Linked DNA regions of Mus musculus: region 2 is linked to region 1. A link is a loop called in an ENCODE intact Hi-C map of the cell type or tissue named here. Cell type or tissue: heart. All regions are shown on one strand.

Region 1 (2,500 bases):
AGCAGTCATTCTAGATGAGCATGGGGCAGAGGCAGTCTGTGCGCTAACCATCTACTATACTGGTCACTAGGCTGAGCTCCAGCCGGGCCTTGATGAGCCTGTAAGGTACACTGAGGACAGTGACCAGACCCGTTTGATCAGGTCTCTTCGGTCACCTGCCAAATATGGCCATGTCTGGATTGGAGCCCATGTGGCCACAAACAACAGCAAAAGGTAGCACTGTTTCGGATGTCACAGCCAGTCTGTTCCTTCACCCTCCAGATGGGAAGACTGAGGCCCCAGCTGCTGAGTGCAGGGGAGACCTGAGAACGCAGGCAGCTGGCTCCAGCCCATGGCCTGTGCCCATGGCTGTGCCACAAGGCTCAGGTCCCCTGTGACTTTCAGGTGTTGAACACCCAGAGACAGGCCAGCACTCACTGAGGCTTCACAAGCTCTGGCTTTAGCTGCCATCTGTTCTGAGCTGCAAGCCTTGGCTGGGGAATCACAACCCTGAATGATACTGGCCCTGACCTTGGAACAGAAACTGACAGCTAAGGGTTTCCCGGATCACCTCCATACAGTCCTAGGCTGTCCTCCAGGAAAGCTGGAGCCCCAGCAGAGGCCCAAGTGGTACACTCCACATCTCTCCTTTACGGGAGACCAAACTCCCCCTAAACTCATGCCCCGGAGAGGTGGTGACCCACCAAAGTAACCTGAGTGGTATTCACGTTCTCAACCTACAGGGCTTGCTCTGAACCAGGAAGTTCAAACACCTGGTGCGGTGGCCCAGTGTATACCTTGGCTGCCCCATCCAGCTTGGCTCTGGAGAACTAGGGACAGAGAGGAAGTCTCAGGCTGGAAGGAAATGGGGTCAGACTCAGCCAATGCAGGCAGGTGGCTGAGAGCCAGGACAGACAACCTGTTCCTCCAGCCGGGCCTGGGGATCCCAAGGGACCTGCCTGGCCTGGAAGCTCCCTGTTGGAGCCAGGACAGAGAAGGCTGGCTTCCTGCATGCTGGGTTCATGTGTCCCCTGGGGAGCAGAACTGTGGCCAGACCACGTGAGAGACAGAGCCTGCCGCCAGGTGCAATGTTCCCCAGGGAGGAGTCTAGGAAACAACGTAGCACTGGCCACAAGGATGGGCCCAGAACCAGCCTCAGGGACCACTGACTGCTGGCTCTTTTCCCAGGGACTGGGGCCTAGGGCCCAACCCAGCAAGACCTGGCTGGCCCTGGGTGGCTCCAGCCCTGCTCAGCCACAGCTGCCTGGCCAGAGCCAGACCAGCGCCTTTCCCCTTCCCTAACTGTCATCCCAGGCTGTCATCTTGAGTCCGGGTGGCTTCTCACAGCACACTGTGTTCTATATACCTGGCCCCTTAAAGCCCACCCTTACTGTAGTATGCACCAAACCCAGCTCCAACAAGACACCCCTGCCCTCATGCTCCAGGGGTCATCGCTATGTCCCTATGTCCCACTGGCTTGGCCTCAGGAACAAACTCAAGCCTCCCCTTCCTCCCACTTCCAAGGCCACCTGTCAAGTTCAGGCTGCCCTAGAGCTGTTGGGAGGAGCACCTCAGCCCGCCTCCCACCCCTGCCCTACTCCCTTCTGCCCTTTCTCAACAAGAATCAGACACTGATTTTTTTTCCCCCAAGACGCTAATCTGATGACATGCCCCTCCCAAAGCAAACTGTCACTCAAAGCTACTATCCTCCTTAGCTACACAATTTCCTCCCCATTTCCCTCTTTGACCTCCTCCCCCACTCCCAGTCCGTGAAGGGCCTTTCCCCATCACCTCCTCTCCTCACCAGATCCTTGTCGGACACACAGCCCACTTGTGCCTGCCCTACACCCGCCCCGCCCCACTTGTTTCCCACTAAGTTAAGAGTAAGATGTAACTGGAGTTGTGAGTGCTTTATCTCTCTCTGACAACCCTAGCGCTCAGAAGCACTGATGTGCAAATACCACGGGGCCCTGGCAGGTGCTGCCCACTACCTGCACAGGAGGCTCTGGGCTGCCGATGAAGGGGTGTCGACAGTGGGCAGGCCATGCTTTAGCCAGGGAAAGGCTAGCCCGGGCAGCTCAGGTCAGTCCTGCTGTTGTTCTAAGACAGTGGACTGCACTGCACCCTCAGGGAACCCAAAGATCACATGGGACCTGATTCACACAGGAGAAGCTGGCTACGTGTATGTTTGCACGCGCGCGCGCGCATACACACACACACACACACACACACACTCATACCACACCCCAACACTAGATTGCCTCTGGTTTCTCAAGAAGCCCCCCAGCTGGAGGCGCTTCTGCAGCTGTGGTTGAGCCCTGTCATCTGCTGCCGTAACAATGTATCCTCCCAGCCTGGCCCATATTGCCAAGGAACCCCAACAGAGAAGAGGGCTGCCTCTCACTCCCACTGCATCCCTGTGCCCAACACTCACCCTCTTTCTCGGCAGGAGGCACTGGGCTGCGGGACTTGCCACGTGGACTTCCTCCCGACTGCTGAGACACGTCACCCTCTGGCTGTA
Region 2 (2,500 bases), 320 kb after region 1:
GTGGGTCATGACCCTTTGGGGAGCACATCTGGTATTTTTGTCATTGGAAATATCAGATATTTACATTACAATTCACAACAGTAGCAAAATTACATTTATGAAGTAACAACATGAGGAACTGTATTAAAAGGTCACAGCTTGTTTAAGCATAGTGGTACACACCTTTAATCACTCGGGAGAGAGAGGCAGTATTAAAAGGTCACAGCTTGTTTAAGCATAGTGGTACACACCTTTAATCACTCGGGAGAGAGAGGCAGTTGGATCTCTGAGTTCGAGGCCTGGTCTACAAAGGACAGCCAAGGCTATTACACAGAGAAACACTGTCTCGAGAACACACACACACACACACACACACACACACACACACACACACAGAGCTTTAGGAAGGTTGAGAACCACTGTTTTATGTGGTGCTAGGGTCAAACCCAGGACTCAGTGCATACTAAGAAGTTTGCAGCTCAGAGTTCTAATCCCCTGGTCACTTTCTGCTGGGTTTTTTTTTTTTTTTTTTTTTTTTTTTTTTTTTTTTTTTGAGACAGGGTTTCTCTGTGTAGCCCTGGCTGTCCTGAAACTCATTTGTAGACCAGGCTGGCCTCGAACTCAGAAATCTGCCTGCCTCTGCCTCCCGAGTGCTGGGATTAAAGGCGTGCACCACCACACCCGGCTTACTTTCTGCTGTTTTAAATCCAACCTGTGCTTCTTTTTTTTTTTTTTTAATTCCAGACCCAGGGCCTCTCCATCATGTCTTGTCTTAGCTCACATTATATAGGTCTCCTTTGAAGGCTCCGGGACGGACACACACACACACACACACACACACACACACACTATGGCCGGTTCCACTCCAGTGCCTGGTTTTGTAAGTCTGAAAGGACAAGTTTTCAGGTTTTGCAGTTGAGCGAGGTTGCCCCAGCATGTCATCCCAGCCCTCAATGTTTGGAACCGCAGAAAGTTTCAGGCTAACTTGGTCAGCTAACCAGGCTGGCTGACCAGGGAGCCCCAGGGAATCTCCTGTCCACTTCCCCAGCCGTGAGATTACAAGCATGGGCCCCCATGCCTGGCTTTTAACATGAGTTGGGGGGGCGGGACAGAGGAAGCAACACAAGTCTTCATGTTTGCATAGCAAATACTTTAATGAGTAATCCCCAGAACTTAGAATCTCTGAAAGTGAAAGGAAACAGGAATACGATGGTTGGGGAGCACTCTAGAAACAGCCCCCCAACACCCCCCAGCTTCCTCTTCCTTTGATAACAGTCCTGCGGGGCTGCATCACAGATCCAATCATCCCCCATGTGCCATTGCTTCCGGCTCCCCCTCATTTGTTATCCTATGGACTTGAGAAATGAAGAAGTAAAATCAGAGCCTTACCAGCACAGGGCGCCAGGCAGAATTGAGTTCCTCTTTACAGAGCCAAACAGGAACTCTATCATTCACACCAGCAGGGGAGACATCCAGAGGTGATCCAGAGCAGAGCCATTGCTCAATGTGGTTCAATGGCAGAACTTGTTCGGAGCACGCCAGCTACTATAAGGGGCTGCAGAGAGGGCCCCGTGGTTAACAGTGCATACTGTTCTTCTAATGGTTGGTTTTAGAATGTGTCCAAGATCACACCACTAAATTTGCACTTAAAAAATAATAATTAGAGCCGGGTGGGTGATGGTGACACACACCTTTAATCCCAGCACTTGGGAGGCAGGGGCAGGCAGATCTCTGAGTTCGAAGCCAGCCTAGTCTATACATCAAGTTCCAAGACAGCCAGGGTTTGTTTTACACACACACACACACACACACACACACACACACACAAAACCCTGTCTTGAAAACCAATAAAACAGAGCAAAATAAAAAGTTATTACTTTATTTAAATAATTTGTTTTTTATTTTTGTGCATTGGTGTTGTGCCTGGATGTATGTCTATGTGAGGGTATGGGATCCCCTGGAACTAGAGGTAAAGCTGTCATGAGGATGCTGGGAATTGAACCTGGGTCCTCTGTAAGAACAGCCAGTGCCCTTAACCACTGAACCATCTTTTTTTGTTGTTTTTGTTTTTGTTTTTCGAGACAGGGCTTCTCTGTATAGCCCTGGCTGTCCTGGAACTCACTCTGCAGAAATCCACCTGCCTCTGCCTCCCGAGTGCTGGGATTAAAGACGTGCGCCACCATGCCCGGTTCTGAGCCATCTTTCCGATCCTGATTTATTTTATGTGTGCTTATAAGCGCCTGCATGTATATATGTACTTCGTGTGTGTCTGGTGCCCTCCAGGGCCAGAAGAGGTCCTCAGATCCCCTAGAACTGAAGTTACAGGTGATTGTGAGCCTCTGTGTGGGTGCTGGGAACCGAACTCTGGCCCTCTGCAAAAGCAACAAGTGCTCCTAACCACTGAGCCACACCTAAGTCTTAAGATGAGGGGTGGCATACACCTTTAATCCCAGCAATCAGGCGGCAGAGGCAGGGATAGCTTTGTGAGTTTGAGGCCAGCCTGGTCTATAGAGTGAGCTCC

What was found. A loop is a pair of places that touch in the nucleus more often than their neighbours do. Peaks named below come from ENCODE experiments on the same cell type or tissue, not always from the same donor. Only the 100,000 strongest peaks of a DNase experiment are listed, where the experiment ranks them.
Region 2: it touches region 1 in a loop (20-fold over the local background); 1 of 42 quality-filtered maps calls a loop at or near these places.

Annotation. Positions count from the first base shown.
Region 1 is chr5:125,039,383-125,041,882 of GRCm38, forward strand. It overlaps Ncor2 (nuclear receptor co-repressor 2), which reads right to left. Exons shown (of 47, transcript NM_011424.3): 23 at 2,414-2,500. Among named protein-coding and RNA genes, the nearest start is that of Rflna, 37 kb to the left of the region's middle. In heart, no CTCF peak of the experiment used is centred here; DNase peaks (open chromatin) are centred at 179 and 999; H3K27ac peaks cover 868 bases.
Region 2 is chr5:125,357,060-125,359,559 of GRCm38, forward strand. No RefSeq gene overlaps it. Among named protein-coding and RNA genes, the nearest start is that of Gm40323, 2.9 kb to the right of the region's middle. In heart, no CTCF peak of the experiment used is centred here; a DNase peak (open chromatin) is centred at 1,392; H3K27ac peaks cover 681 bases.